2 separate regions of the Homo sapiens genome follow, and region 1 is linked to region 2. Evidence: chromatin loops called from intact Hi-C (ENCODE). Cell type or tissue: B cell. All regions are shown on one strand. Links, peaks and the distances in the headings refer to the core of each region. The heading gives the core; the rest is flanking DNA.

Region 1 (8,322 bases), core at 169-8,168, 320 kb after region 2:
AAGTGGGTGGTGGTTTACTGTATGATTATTTGTTAAGCTGTTTATATATGTATGTTATACCCTTTTCTTATGTCTGATATTTAAATGAAAAAGCAGTGGTGGTGGGGAAAGATTTATCTAACCTCCAAATATTTTCTGGAACAGTGCCTGAAATTCCCTTGTTATTGGTTAATTATTTTAGTTAATATTTGGTCTTTCCTTTTACTCATCTTCAAAATGGAACTGTTCTGTGGTACATAATACATGAAGACATAAGCCCATTAGTGGGATGGATTTGTCAGGTCACTTTTCTCTGTAGCCCGAGTCTGAGCTGATGTAGGAGGGATTCTGGAAGGTGGTATGATGAGGGGAGGAAAAGGAAAATTTAGTGGTCCATGTTAACAAAATGGAAAGTCAGTAAACCTAAATAATGCATAACCTAAATTTCTCACCTCTGCAGATTTCAATCACCAACATATAACCTAGCTTTACTGAATTGATTAGCTATCTCAAATGGTGGTATGGTAAAATCTTACTAATTTGGACAGTGGTTAAAATATATTATTCTGAAAGTATATTTACTGCTTTTAGATTACATATTTAGTGACATAAAACTAAAACATATTGCCTAATGAAGGCATGTGACTATTATATGAATGGATACTTCAGAAGTGCTCCCAGTAAGTTAATGCTTCTAAGTGGTTTTTCCCCATGTAGTCTTCCTAATAAGGCTTTTAAAACCCAGGCTTGTCTAGTTCACATTTGTTATAGAGTAGGGGAGTACAGATGAAGAGATATTTAGTTCATATAAAAAGACTGTACATGTTGGCTGGGTTTGGTGGCTCATGCCTGTTATCCCAGCACCTTGGGAGGCTGAGGTGATGCGGGCAGATAACCTGAGGCCAGGAGTTTGAGACCAGCCTGTCCAACATGGTGAAACCCCATCTCTACTAAAAATACAAAAATTAGCCGGGCGTGGTGGTGCATGCCTGTAATCCCAGCTACTCATGAGGCTGAGGTAAGGGAATCACTTGAACCCAGGAGGCAGAGGTTGCAGTGAGCTGAGATCGTGCCACTGCACTCCAGCCTGGGTGACAGAGCAAGAGTCTATCTTAAAAAAAAAAAAACAAAAAAAAAAACTGTACATGTTAACAGTGAACAGTAGATTACCATTTTGAATATAAAGGAACCATGAATTAAGTCATATTACTGATTATACCTTATCTCGTCTACAGTGGGTATATGAGAGTTATAGCACTGTCACATTAGTAAATTAGTCCTGACAGTAGAACAATTTATTTTGAAAAAGTTTGGCTATGCTGGTTGTGAGTGTTTGTGACAAAGAGCACTCACATGATTTTTTTTTCCTGAAATTCTTTTGGAAAACCATCCAAATAATGCTTCATCTTAAAAATTATGATTCAGACATTGTGAAAAACCAAATATTGCTTTCTTTAAGCAAATATATAAACATAGTTTGCAATTTTTCTTTTTAAAAATATTCTGTTTTTCTCTGTTAATTTTTGGATGGAAGGGAAACAGGTGAAGGTGATTAGGCACTTTTCCTAAAGTAATTGATTGTTAGACTAAGAAAAAAGTAGTCAGTCTAAAGAGAATGAGGGTGGGAGCAAACCTAGGTCTTTTCTTAAGCTAGTTACTCAGGGCCTTGGTTAACAGGATGTTCACCTTTACTCAGCTTTTTTCAGTTGGTGTTATTGACACTGGGTATTGGTCTCTCTGCTGTGGCCCCCTCTCCCAGCCTAGGAAAACAGCCCTAGGACATGAAGCTCCTTTTCATTTATATTAAATATTAGTAATATCTGCTAAGAATACCACCACATTTAAATAAAGGTTATTAAGAACAATTAAAAATACTAATGTTAGGGGGCTGGGCACAGTGGCTCACACCTGTAATCCCAGCACTTTGGGAGGCCAAGGTGGGTGGATCACTTGAGGTCAGGAGTTCCAGACCAGCCTGGCCAAGATGGTGAAACCCTGTCTCTACTAAAATTATAAAAAAATTAGCTGGACTCAGTGTCATGCGCCTGTAATCCCAGCTACTTGGGAGTCTGAGGCAGGAGAATTGCTTGAACCGAGGAGGCAGAGGTTGCAGTGAGCTGAGATCATGTCACTGCACTCCAGCATGGGCGACAAAGCAAGACTCTGTCTCAGGAGAAAAAAAAAAACAAAAACAACTAATGGTAGGGCACACCTACTGTCTAGGACCTAAATGAATTAGTCCCTTCTGCCACTGCCCCAGACGTGTACCACATGGAGTTCTACCTGTGAGAAGCAGCTTCATCCCAAATCTTTGCCTGCAATTTTGAGAATCTGCCCTTGTGATTTTGTTAATGGTCACATGGTTATGGCAAAATTGACTAAGATGGTGACTGGCCACTGCTGACGTTTGATGGCACGTGGAGTAGTTCCAGGGAATTAATTGGTTGTGTTCCATTTATCACACCAGGCAGAATTTACCCTAACATTAGTCTTTTCTTATTCCTGGCTTCTGGATGTTGCTCAGTTATTGGTAGTGGCTCCAGCATGAGCTTACCTTTTGTGCCACAGGTGTCTTCAGGCTCACCTTTTCATTTCAAGATTCCAAAATAGGAACACAATTCAGATATGGAATCCCATGTCAAATGCCTTAGAGTAACAGTTTTTGGAACTCTTATCTGAAACCACCCTTTGTTTTCTCTGTCTAAAGTGTATTTATTAATGTTTATCTTTCCTGATGGGTAAGCCAGACATACTTCCCAACTGCTCTGGAGGAAACTTGCCAACTTTGAGGGTGCTCAGGTGTTTCTCTTGTCTTGTCCTCTTGCCTTGCTCTGAAGTGTTCTTCTCATTGAACATCACTTTCACTTGCTGTGTGGGTTTTTTTTTTTTTTTTGAGACGGAGTCTCGCTCTGTAGCCAGGGCTGGAGTGTAGTGGCGCAATCTCAGCTCACTACAACCTCCACCTCCCGGGTCCCAGTTCAAGCAATTCTCCTGCCTCAGCCTCCTGAGTATCTGGGATTACAGGCATGCGCCACCATGCCCAGCTAATTTTTATATTTTTAGTAGAGATGGGGTTTTGCCTTGTTGGCCAGAGTGGTCTTGAACTCCTGACCTCGTGATCCGCCCGCCTCGGCTTCCCAAAGTGCTGGGATGACAGGCGTGAGCCACTGCGCCTGGCCCACTTGCCCTTTTAAGAGTCTGTCTCTCCCAGTTGACTCCTAATCTAGACTGACTCTTGAGCTGCTTGTGGGGCCACAGGTGGAAGTAGTGTGTGGTTCAGAGCTAAGTCTGTGGAGCCAGACTGCCCATCTTCAAAGCTTGCCCCACCACTCAGGAGCTGTGGGACCTTGAGAAAGGCCCATTTTTTTTAAATCTTTTAAAATGAGATAACATTGATATCTACTTCATAGGATTATTTTGAGGATACATGAGTAAATAGATGTGAAGCGCTTGTAATAGTACCTGACACATAGTAAGTACTCAATAAATATTAGTGCTTATTAATGTTACAAACTCATCTTCATGACATTCTCGGTGGTTAGTGACCGTTATGCATTGGATTGAAGGACCGTAACTATTACCCCTGCAGGAGTAGCTCCGAGGAAGACACACCTGTATGGCACATAGACCTAATTGAACAGGGCCTGTGGGCATCTGTGCATGCTGATTTCCCCTGATCATCTAAACTGCCTCCTCCTTGAGTGAGGTACATGCACACTGGAGAAGAGTTGTTCCCAGAGCCCACACACCTCACTTCTGCAGGCTTATCTACCTCTGCCCTGAGAGTGGAAGCCTGACCTCCTACATGGGCCCAGACCCTTCAGTTATCTTTATTTCGATCATGACTTCCAACATTGTGTCTGCCATGGGCTCCCTCTGCTGGTTCCTCTAGCGTGTATGCAAATCTATGGAATAACAACTTTTAAAAATTCAGTTTCAGATTTTTAGGAATGTTTGCATGAAGAACACATTTGAAAATGTCTTTTTTTTATATGTGAGTGATACAGATCACATGTATATTACTCTTTTTTTGACAGCTGCATTATGAGTTGGGATATTTTCAGGTTTGAAGTTTTTTGTTTGGTTTGATTTCAAATGGGGACTGTCATGATATGCTGAGAAACTTCTTCACAAGTAGTCATCAAAACCTGATCATTATGTTTTATATTCTAATATATGGTACTAAATATCTCAGAATATCATTTTAATAGTCTAAAGTGAATGTTATTTTAACATCTAAAGATGTGGAGACTTAGTTTTAAAGTCTGAAAAAAATAGCCTAGACTCCCAGGACATTGTTATGTTGAGGGTTTAGTACACGTTAGAAAATAGTACCTCCAATTTATTGGGTGATTCATTATTTATTTGGGGTTATAATTTATCAATAAAATGTGCCACAGTGTCCCTAAAATTGCATTTTAAAATAAGTCTTCTGTTTCTTTCATTTCCTTATCACTGTTTCCTCTCTCTTCCATCTTTCCTTCTCCTCCTCTGCTAGAATCAAACAGCATCAGTAGGATAACTGCAAACATGGAAAATGGAGAAAATGAAGGAACAATTAAAATTATTGCACCTTCACCAGTAAAAAGGTCAGTGAAGTTAACTGAAGAAACGTACAATTATATGCTGTTGTAAAAATGCTTTTTTTCTGTAGACAAGGTTAAAAATCTTTTAACTTTGATGATTAATGAATACTTTTGATCCATGGGATCCAATAAATCTCTGGGCCAAATAATACATTAAAACACCAATGAAATATAAAACATCAGGACCTGACTCTCTTATTTGAAGAAAGTGCTCTTTTTGTCACAAGGTGAACTCACAGATTGTCTGTGGTCTGCATTCTCCGCAGAAAATTAAAAATTTCTTGTGATTTTGAAAATGGCATGATATAATGGACTAACTCAGAGGGACTTGTAAAATAAAGTAGATGATATTCATGTTTAATGTACTGTGTTCATTATAGTGGTGCACTGAACTGTAGCCCTGGAAAGAGGGTTTATGGCATTTAGAGGCATCAGATCCTCAGAAGTCAGTGATTGCATATGTATGAAGACTTGTCATGGTCCTCTGCATCTGCTTTCCCAGGGGGCATTCCCCAGTGGAAAAGCCTTCTCTTAATATATTACATGGATTGTTTCCCTGAGAGCTAAGCCTTGTTTTCTGTTAAGACACTGTTGCAGAGTCATTTTTTCTTCTCTCCAATTATGTTCACGGAACAGCATTATAAACAACAATGAGCAGCTTTCATGAGCTCACTTTCTCTATAGGGGTTGCCCCCCATACATCATGGGGAAATCCCAGCAATCAGAGATATGTGACCTGCAAAGACTTCTTAGATCATCTACTTGATATTTTTTTGGTAAATAATAGTGGCTTCATTCAGCTGTATTGTGGCTACTTTGAGGAGTATAGTTCATAATTTCTCAGCAAGATAACTTTAAGATCTGAAGATTCTCAGAGTTTTAATATTTTACGCAGGGATTTGCCTATGTTTTGTTTGGTTCTAAGACATTTACTGGTTCTCCTTTTAGGATGACAAGTTCTTTATCATTGCATAACTTTAGTTTACTGTATTTCCCTTAGTCACCCTCAAGCTGTGGATAGAGATTCAGCTTCATCTGTATGTACAGGGTATGCTTGTGGTATGTTCAGCATAAGAACAGGAATCTTCCATGAGATTCAGATCCCACGCTTTTTTAGAATGTGCAGAAGGAGTACAATCCTCCTTTTAAAAATTTATTTTTTCAACTTTTATTTTAGGTCCAGGGGTACGTGTGCCAGTAGGTTTGTCACATGGGTAAATTGTTTATCACTGAGGTTTGGTGTATGCATGATCCCATCACTCAGGTAGTGAGCACAGTACGTGATAGGTAGTTTTCAACCCTTGCCCCCTCTCCTCCTCTAGTGGTCCCCAGTGTCTATTGTTCCCATCTTTATGTCCATGTGTACTCAATGTTTAGTTCCCACTTATAAGTGAGAACATGCAGTATCTAGTTTTCTGTTTCTGTGTTAATTAACTTAGGATAATAGCCTCCAGTTGCGTCCGTGTTGCCGCAAAGGACATGGTTTCATTCTTTTTTATGGCTGTGTAGTATTCCATGGTGTATATGTTCCATATTTGCTTTATCCAGTCCACTGTTCATGGTCATCTAGGCTGATTCTATGTCCTTGCTATTGTGAATAGTGCTGCAATGAGCATGTAAGTGTATGTGTCTTTTTTTTTTTTTTTTTTTGAGATGGAGTCTCCCTCTGTTGCCAGGATGGAGTGGAGTGGCACCATCTTGACTCACTGCAACCTCCGCATCCTGGGTTCAAGCGATTCTCCTGCCTCAGCCTCCCAAGTAGCTGGGACTACAGGCGTGTGCCACCACTCCCAGCTAATTTTTGTAGGTTTGGTAGAGATGGGGTTTTACCAGGTTGGCCAGGATGGTCTGCATCTCTTGACCTCGGGATCCGCCTGCCTTGGCATCCCAAAGTGCTGGGATTACAGGTGTGAGCCATTGCGCCCAGCCATATGTCTTTTTTTGTAGAATGATTTGTTTCCCTTTGAGTATATATCCAGTAGTGGAATTGTTGGATCAAATGGTGGTTCTGTTTTAAGTTCTTTGAGAAATCTCCAAACTGCTTTCCACAATGGCTGAGCTAATTTATATTTCCCCCAACAGTGTAAAAGTGTTCCCTTTTTTCCACAATCTTGCCAACATCTTTATTTTTTGTCTTTTTAATAATAGGTATTCTGACTGGGGAGATGGTGTCTTATTGTGATTTTAATTTGCTTTTTTCGAATGATTAATGATGTTGAGCATTTTTTCATGTATTTGTTGGTTGCATGTATGTCTTCTTTGGAAAAGTGCCTGTTGATGTCCTTTGCCCATTTTTTAATGGCATTGTTTGTTTCATCTTGTTGAATTGTTGAAGTTCCTTATAGATTCTGGATATTAGACCTTTGTCAGATACATAGTTTGTGAATATTTTCTCCTTTTCTGTAGATTGTCTGTTTACTCTGTTGATAGTTTCTTTTGTTGTGCAGAAGCTCTTTAAAGTCTCACTTGTCAATTTTTGGTTTTGTTGCAATTGCTTTTGGGGACTTAGTTATAAATTCTTCACCAAGGCTGATGTCCAGAATGATATTTCCTAGGTTTTCTTCTAAGATGTATTTTCATAGTTTGAGGTCTTACATTTAAGTTCTTAATCTATCTTGAGTGGATTTTTGAATATAGTAAAAGGAAGAGGTCCAGTTTCACTCTTCTGCATATGACTGGCCATCCCAGCACCATTTAGGGAGTCCTTTCCCCATTGCTTGTTCTAGTTGCTTTTGTTGAAGATCAGATGGTTGTAGGTGTATGACTTTGTTTCTGGGTTCTCTATCCTATTGCATTGGTCTTTTTGTCAGTTTTTGTACCATACCATGCTGTTTTTGTTACTGTAGCCTTGTAGTACAGTTTGAAGTCAGGTAGTGTGATGCCTCCAGCTTTGTTCTTTCTGCTTAGAATTGCTTTGGCTGTTTGGGCTTTTTTGGAGGGAGGGTCCATTTTAGAATAGTTCTTTCCTGTGAAAAAATGATGTTGGTAGTTTGATAGGAATAGCATTGCATCTGTATATTGCTTTGGGCTGTATGGCCATTTTAACAATATTTTTCAATCCCCTTTGCAACCACATTCCTGTGATGATACTGGTACTTGAAGCACCACCAAAGTTTTCCTCTCAAGCTTCAGATGAGAAATACCTTAGGGTGTGAATGCAATTAACTTGTCACCCAGGATTTTATTATTCTTTAACTTTTGTATACTCTCTCAGTTCCTCTTTTATCTCCCTATTTCTTTTCCAGTCTCCCTTCTCCCTTCTCTTTGCTTTTTCTGATTTATTGATCCCATACACTTTCTACTATCGTATTAAATATCTGCCATATTTGTTAATTTTCATCATTTCAAAAGGTAAGCTTTTACTTTGGGAATTGAATCTGTAGAGGTTTTTAGCCTTTATAAAAATAATAAACTAAGCTGCCATCTACTAATACTATGGGTTATATGCCTCTGTCAGATACAAAATTTTATAGGCTTACTTTAATTCCATCATGGATAGTATACTAGGGTGCAAGTCTTTTTTTTTTTTTAATACCTCGTCATCTTTCCTCTCTCCTCTTTGTTGGCTGTTACAAAGTACTCCTCTATGACCCTATCCTAGGACAGTTATACAGAGGATTCCTCAAAAAGCCAGGGTTAAAAGTGGATTTGGAGTTAAATAGCTCTATCTTTATCTTAAGCTAAGACTCCTGAGGATGTGAGAGGTGACACACCCCTCCCCACTGGTGCCTGGAGGCTTCTGATTAGTCCCTTCCTC
Region 2 (8,322 bases), core at 38-8,037:
TTGTGGAGGGTATCAGAGCATGGACAGGGTGAGGAAGATGTCACTCCACACAGTGAGGCATGATATTGGCAACTTGCTTTCAAATAATTCTGGAAAAAGTTTTTAGTATTGTACATGCATGCTTCTGTAAGTTTGAGATTGTTTTTTTTTTTTTTTTTTAAAAAAAACCCACAACAATTTTCAAATATTCTCTGGCACTGGCGTGAGTTTAAAGGTAATGATTTCATAGATGCCATCATGTATTCTTTGGAGATTTCACTCCTTGTCCTCTCTCCACTTCCACACCATCTTCAAGGATCTCTCTGCAACTCTGTTCATGTGAATGGTGCCCTCTCATTCGGTGTGTTGCTTATTCCCTCTCCAATCCCTATGAGTCAGACTATGCCATCAGCTTCTCTCTACTGAGGACTTTGCCCTCCTAGGTAGCCCTATTGGACAGGATATAAGATGACCTCATGCCAGCTTTCTTGTGTGTGGTTCACATTTCTGTTATGTAAAATCCATGCATCTCTTGCTCTGACAAATTCTGTGTATGCAGGCCTATGTCAACCCAGCCATCTTTCCCTTGGCTTACCAGTCAGCTGCTGTCCAGCCTGTCTCTCACCCTTGAGTGCTCAGAGGGGAGTCACACTCAAGTGCAGTGTGTCCCCACCCCCAGACTTCAGGAAATACACATTAAGCTCTCTGAGAATTCCCTTTGATGCTTCTTCTTCTAAGTTGAGATGAAAAAACAAGCAATTCACATCCTATTCTTTTGCGAATGAGGTGGTAGAGGAACCCACAGCACATGCAGAGCTTTCAGAAGACATATCACTCTTCAAAAATCCCTTATTTTCATTTCCAGTAGCCAGATGCTTTTATATGCTCAACGTGGATGACGGATTTAAGAGCTGTGCAACTCTGGTTTTGACATGCATCATGGTTATGCAAGATATTAATGTTGGGTGAATGTGGGTGAAGGGTGTGTGAAAACCTCTGTACTATTTTTGTCACTTCTTCTGAATCTTAAGCTATTTCAATATGTAAAGTTATTTTAAAAATGGTCATGCAACTAATTTTCATTTTTGGATAACATCTTGTTTTAGAATGTTGGATTTGGATTTAGAATTAAACTTACCCTGTTTTCAGTGGATCAAGTTTGAAATGTTGTCTCTTTTGTGTTTTGATGTCAGAAGTTCTAATTTAAAATCTTAAGTAGTGTGAGATCATGGCCGACAGGATGGGGGCAGGACTAGATTGCAGCTCTGGACAAAGCAGTGGAGGGCAGCTCACATTGTGAATTTTAGCTCCAGATAGACTGCAAGAACAAACCAGCAATCCCAAGAAGACCCACAGACCCTCCGAAGGAAGTGGACTGCTCCTAGAGGATCCAGGAGACCCTCCCAAAACTGTGAGTGCCCCAACTGTGGAAGTGAGAAAGGGAGACCTTCCTCTCCCAAACACACACCCACACTGTAGCAGGACAAGCTGCAGTCAAAACCCCTCAGACACTGAGTTAAAGAAGGAAGGGCTTTATTTAGGCAAGAGCTTTAGCAAGACTCACGTCTCCAACAACCGAGCTCCCCAAGTGAGCAATTCCTGTCCCTTTTAAGGGCTCACAACTCTAAGGGTGTCCGCTTGAGAGGGTCGTGATCAATTGAGCAAGCAGGGGTACATGACTGGGGGCTGCATACATCGGTAATTAGAAAGAAACTGAACAGGACACGGATCTTCACAGTGCCTTTTTTATGCAAATAACTGATTAGGTCAGGGGTCGATCTTTAACTACCAGGCCCAGGGTGTGGCACCGGGTTGTCTGTTTGTAGATTTCATTTCTGCCTTTTAGTTTTTACTTCTTCTTTCTTTGGAGGCAGAAATTGGGCATAAGACAATATAAGGGGTGGTCTCCTCCCTTATTCCCCCCATTTGAGAATCTCACTCAATAGTGGGAGTTCTCACTTTCATCCTCACTACCCATGTCTTCTTGCAAGACAGATCGATGGTGATTCATATAGTACACTTGTGCTGGAGTATTTTGGAGAGCTAAGGTAGCGATGAAGCTTTTTTATCATTTGAAGAAGTACAGGTAGCAAACAAGGGAGCAGTAAGCAGGTTTTTATTACTATTATAACTCCTATTATAAGAGTTTTAAATCCTCCTAGCACTGGGAGCCATTTTCCAAACATGGCTTCAGGATCAAATCCATGCCACACTTGCATGGACACGTGTGCCAGTTTTGTCATATCTCTAACTATGTCTTCAACCACTCGCCCTTGATCATCTATGTGTAGACAGCAATTAGTAAGGTTAAATTTCCCACAGACCCCTCCTTCAACTGCTAGCAAGTAGTCGAGAGCCAATCTACTTTGATAGATAGCATTTCTCATCTGAGTTTCTTGCCAGGCCAGAATAGTCAAGGCTCTGCTGGTTGTATCAGTGGTTATTTCTAAGACAGCTTGTAACCGTATGATTTGGTTCATCATGTAAATGGGGGTCCGGCGTCCCCATGAGCTGTCTTGTGCCCAAGTAGCAGGCCCATAATATTGTATGATTCCCTCAGGGGACCATTCATCATCTTTCCAATTTCCTATAGCTTTGCTTCTCTTTTCACTGGAAGCATAGACAGGGAAGCCCAGGAGTTCACCTGTCTTTATGGGCAGTAGAAAGAAAGATGGTTTAATAGTGACAATAACACAACTACCCGCCCACTGTTCGGATAATTTGGCATAAGCTCTATGCCCACATATCCAGTATAATCCAGTGGGGGCTGTCCAGTCCCGGTGGGACTCCGGGTGGGTCCACACGGTTTGCAACTTTGGGAATTTACTAAGTGGATTCCTCTCTGTGTGATTTGAACTCCACCAAGTGACTGTCTTTGTGGTGCCATTATACAGTTTCTGTTCCAGACAACTAAGTCATTCTACGGGGTAAGTGAATTCTTTTCCTTCTCTAGCTATGCAATATTGTCCAATAATTGAGGCTTTTAGGACTCAGAAATTATTAGAGTGATTCTTTTGAGCCAGGAATTCATCAGGAGCTGGGTCTGTATGTACTAATTTTCAGGCTTCCCATGGCCATTGATCTCCCACTGCAGTTCCTCCACAGACATAACATGAAGTGACATTGAGAGACTGGGCTACATGCTTGGCTAATTGCAAAAACAAATTTCTTGTTTTTCCTGGAATTTCTGGTACTGGCACATTTAGTTCATCATAGAAAGTTTGAAACACTGGCTCAGGAGAGTGTTTGTAAACTTCTCCTCAAACTAAGAAATTTACTCGAGGATCCAGTCTGGCCCCATTGATTCCTAAGGTCACATGCTCCCCTTTTCTCCAGCGTGGATCAAGGGGATTGGTTATTACTAGCTCTAAGGTGTTACCTTGTCCCTTAGTACAGGAAGGGCCATTTTTTCCTTTCTGAAGGTGGACTGGATCCTTTTCATTTTTTATCCAAGTGGCCCAAATGACACAAGACCAGTATCCACATTCATTTCCACACAGTCCTAATTCATGACAAATGTACTTATTTTTGGTCACATAGCCTTTTTCCCAACTAAAAGAGCTATATCCCCTTCCTAACTTATTGCTATTAATGACACCACAGGTATCAAATTTCAAGATTGTGCATCTGGGCACCCCTTTTTCTTCTGTTCTGGCTAATACTTTACTTGTATCATTTATGAGTCCCCACCAGTCTTCAGTCCTTAATTTTATTTCAAAAACTGTGGACATGGGAGGCTCAAAGGGGTCATAACACACATCTGGCCAGTCATTTCCTGGGCTACATACCTTATACTGAGTGTCGTTATATAAACATATTCCTTTTAAATTTCCTGGGCATTCATAGTAACTATAGAACAGAAAGATTGTTGTAACTTGTTGTGCTACCTCGGTAACCTGATGTATACACTGAGAGCAGTCCTACATGTGAGGAAAATCAGTGGAAGTTTTTACTATACAAGTCCAAATTATAAGGAAAGTGAGTCCCACAATGATCCTCCTCATGTTTTGGCTGTGCGTAGACCAGTCAGCTTCCAGGTGTGACTGGAGCAGGGCTTGTCATCCTCCTCAGAGTCACTTTGCAGGGGTTGTCCAGGCTCTGTTTTGCCTCCCAGGTTTCAGCGGCTGCAGGATTCACATGGCTGTGGTGGACCCAGGATGGGATTCCTTCTACCTTTACAGCCTTGGGGGTGGTCAGGATGATGGTCTGAGGTCCTTTCCACCATGGCCACAAAGGGGCTATGTTCCAGTCCTTGATCCACATGCGATCACCTGGAGAGAACGGGTGAACTGGGGAGAGTAAGCTGATGGGATACCTCTCATTTACCCAAGTTGAGATTGTTTGTGTAATTTTTCCTAAAGCCTGTAGCTGTCGCTGTAATTCAATTTCACCTGACACTTGGGGAGTGCCTGAAAGCCCCAGTAGTATGGGAGGAGGCCTATGATACGGTATTTCCTAAGGGGAGTGTCCTGTTTTCTTAGAAGGAGTGCATCTAATTTTAAACAATATCATAGGAAGAGACTGTATCTGCTTTAATCCTATTTCCTGACATACTTTCCCTAAACTATTTTTGATAGTCCGATTCATTCACTCCATCTTTTCCAGAACTCTGAGGTCAGTAGGTGGCACATAGCTTCCAAGTGATTCCTAATGCCTTTGCTGTCTTCTGTACCAAGTCAGCCACAAATGCCCGCCCATTATCTGAGCCAATTCATAAAGGCAGTCCAAACCTAGGAATAAAATCTCAGAGAAACACATGGGTTACCTCATAGGCCTTTTCAGTTTGTGTTGGATACGCCTCCACCCACTCAGAGTAAGTACACACAAGAACCAGCAAATACTTGTTACCTCCACATTTCGGCATTTCTGTGAAATCCACCTCAAAATCCTCAAAAGGAGCCGCTCCATAAGCTTGTATGCCGGGTGGAACAGTGGGGCCTTACCTCGCATTGTGCTGTTGGCAAATAATGCACTGCTGTGCTACAGCTTTGGCAAGGGCTGGCAAGTATGAGATGTAGAAGTAGCAGCTTAACAATTTTTCATGTGACTCTTGACCTAGATGAGTGGTTTCATGCATGGCCAATATGATTGTGGCTCCCAGCAATTGTGCCATAGCTACTCTCCCATCTGGCAGTCTGATCCATCCTCCTTTTATTACTTGCCCCCCTTCTGCATGGAAGAAGTCTTTTTCTTCCTTAGAATAGGTAGGTACCAGGTCAGGTGTTTGAGGGAGTAAGGGGGCTGCTACTGATGCCCAGTAAGGGGTAGATGCTGCATTTTGAGCTTCTGAATCAGCTCAAGAGTTTCCTAAGGCCACTGAGGTGGAGGCTTGCTGGTGTCCCCTGCAGTGCATGACTGCTGCCTTCTGAGGTTTCCACACTGCCTCTAGTAATTGTAGAATTACTTGTTGATATTTTATGTCCTTTCCCCCAGAGTTTAACAGGACCTTTTCCTTATATAATGCTCCATGCACTTGGAGGGTTAGAAAAGCATATCGAGAGTCAGTGTAGATGTTTAGTCTTACCTTCACTGAGTTCTAGAGCCCGAGTTAAAGCAATGAGCTCAGGCTTCTGGGCTGAAGTGCCCTGTGGCAACAGTTTGGCTTCAATGGCAGCATCCAAAGTTACCACTGCATATCCTGCACATCTTTCTCCTTATGGGTTGATGAAGCTACTCCCATCCACGTATAACTCCCAGTCTACTGATGCCCATGGCTGGTCCCAAAAGTCAGGTCTGCTAGAATAAACTGAGTCCAACACCTCTACACAGTTACGCTTGACCAGGCTCTCTGATACTGGGAGCAGGTGGCGGGATTTAGGGTGTTACAGACTTCAGTGGTTATGCGGGGATTTTCACATAGCAAGCTTTGGTACTTGATTAAACTAGCATTTGGTAGCCAATGATGTCCTTTGGTATTCATCAAAGTTACCACAGCATGGGGGGCCTTTATATTCAGGTTTTGCACAAGGGTTAGTTTATCTGCTTCTTGTGCTAACAGGGCTGTTGCTGCCAGGGCCCTTAGACATGGTGGCCAGCCTTTGGAAACCCCATCTAGTTGTTTTGAGAGATAGGCCACTGGTGTAGGCCAGGGCCCCACAGTCTGGATTAAAACTCCAACTGCCGTTTTTTCTCTTTCTGACACATAGAGTGTAAAGGGCTTTGTCAAATCTGGTAGTCCTAGGGCTGGGGCCGACATAAATTTTTCCTTTAACTTACAAAAGGCTTGCTGTTGTAGAGGTTCCCATTCAAAGCGCTCCCAATCGCCCCACTTTGTAACCCTGTACAAAGGTTTTGCTAGCATTGCAAAGTTTGAAATCCCTAATCTGCAAAACCCTACAGCTCCTAGGAATTCCCTTACTTGCCTCCTGGTTTTAGGTTCTGGTAGGCTGCAGGTGACCTGCTTTCTTTATGACCCCAGGCTGCACTCCCCTTTCTGAATAGTGAATCCCAGGTAGCGTACCTGCTGTCTGCAGATCTGAGCTTTCTTCTTGGACACCTTATACCCACAGTCCTCCAGGTGCTGAAGCAGGGCATCCATCCCTTTTGCGCACCTGACTGCCGTGGAGTGTCCCAGCAGAAGGTCATCCATGTACAGGAGCAAGATGCAGCCTAGGTCTTTAGCAGGAAACTTTTGCAGGTCTCGAGCCAGGGCCTCCCCAAAGATAGTAGGGGAGTTCTCAAACCCTTGGGTAAGCTGGGTCCAAGTGTACTGAGTAGTGACACCTGACTCCGGATCTTCCCACTGAAAGGCAAACAGCTTCTGGCTCTCAGGAGATATTCTGATGCTAAAGATGGCATCTTTTAAGTCTAGACAGGTAAAGCAGCTATCCTCAGCCAGCAGCAGCCCTAACAATGTGTAAGGGTTAGGAACTGTTGGGTGCAGAGTCACTGTAGCTTGGTTGACCAAATGCAAGTCTTGTACTGGTCAGTAGTCCTTGGTCCCTGGCTTAGGGACAGGCAGGAGGGGAGTGTTCCATGGAGACTGGCAAGGAACTATAATTCCATAGGCTTTCAAGTGCCTGAGTTGAGCCTGGATTCCTTCAAGAGCTTCCCTGGGAACTGGATACTGCTTTTGTCTAATTGGTTGGGCCCCAGGCTTAACTTCTATGAGTACAGGGGCTTGGTTGACCACCAGTCCTGGAGGATTATCCTCTGCCCATATTCAAGGCCATTGCTTAGCTAGAGCTGGTTTTATCCCTTGGCCTGGCTCGGTTAAAAAAAAGTCTCCATTCTTCTTCCTGGGGGACTGTAAGGGCCATGATAACTCCTGTTCTGGGTAACTTTTGCTGTAAAGAGCTCTGTTTTGTAAAGGAGATGGTGGCTGTCAGCTTGCTAAGCAAGTCTCTTCCCAGCAAGGGCAAGGGACAGTCAGGCATGTACAAGAACTGGTGAACTATTTCTTGTCCACCCACCGAGCAGGTCCATGGTAGATAGAAAGCCTGCTTAGTGGAAACTCCTGTTGCTCTGGTTATATCAATGGTTTTCTTGGATAAGGGGGCAAATGGGGTGGTCACTACTGAATGTTCAGCACCAGTATCGACCAAAAACTTAATGTCCTTGCCCCCAATTGTAATCCTGACCATGGGATCCTCGGGGGCACTTAAGCCTGGTCCCCTTCAGTCCAATAGCCCTTCAGCCAGATTGAACAGAGTTCCCTCATCTTTATCTGAGGTCTTTTGTTCCAAATTACCTTGCTTTTCCTTCAGTTGGGTACACTTATCTTTCCAATATCCTGTTTCCTTACAATAGGTGCATTGGTTACATTGCAAGCATGGGTGATTAGACTGGATATTCTTCCCAGAACCCCCCTTTCCCACTCCTTTCGAGGGAATTCCCCTAATGGCCACAGCCAGTAAGTTGGCATTTCACCTGGCCTGGCATTCGCCTTCCTTACGGCTTTCTCTGTGGCTTATTGCATCTCTATTTACAAACACTTGATTGGCTATTTCCAGTAACTGTGAGGTATTCATACCTGCAAACCCAACCTGTTTCTGCAATTTTCTCCTGATATCTTCTGCACTTTGACTAACTAAGGCCATGTAAATCGTGCACTGATTTTCAGGGCTATCTGGATCAAAGGGAGTGTACATACGGTAAGCCTCACACAGTCTTTCATAGAATTGTGCTGGACTCTCCTCTTTTCCTTGGATGACCTTAGAAACCTTATTTACATTTGTAGCCTTTTGAGCCCCTTTCTTTAGACCTTCTATTAATCCCTCACAGTACCGTCTTAGCCTCTCCATGTCTGGTCCCTCGTTCGGGTCCCAGTGGGGGTCTGCTCCTGGCAGCTGAATTCTTATATATTCTTGGAGGTTTTGGTAATCAGCTGGGACGCGCCTCTCT

Evidence for each region. Peaks named below come from ENCODE experiments on the same cell type or tissue, not always from the same donor. Only the 100,000 strongest peaks of a DNase experiment are listed, where the experiment ranks them.
Region 1: a loop joins it to region 2, with 27 times the contacts of the local background. A loop is called at or near these places in 9 of 110 quality-filtered maps.

What each region holds. Positions count from the first base shown.
Region 1 is chr5:112,206,138-112,214,459 of GRCh38, reverse strand. It overlaps EPB41L4A (erythrocyte membrane protein band 4.1 like 4A), which reads left to right. Exons shown (of 23, transcript NM_022140.5): 13 at 4,478-4,568. Among named protein-coding and RNA genes, the nearest start is that of SNORA13, 49 kb to the right of the region's middle. In B cell, for the core only: no CTCF peak of the experiment used is centred there; a DNase peak (open chromatin) is centred at 3,849.
Region 2 is chr5:112,525,765-112,534,086 of GRCh38, reverse strand. LOC124901043 (a long non-coding RNA gene) reads right to left here. Exons shown (of 2, transcript XR_007058901.1): 2 at 3,675-6,721. Among named protein-coding and RNA genes, the nearest start is that of LINC02200, 99 kb to the left of the region's middle. In B cell, for the core only: CTCF peaks have their summits at 4,144 and 4,348; DNase peaks (open chromatin) are centred at 1,436, 1,546 and 4,386; H3K4me3 peaks cover 1,858 bases; H3K27ac peaks cover 7,079 bases.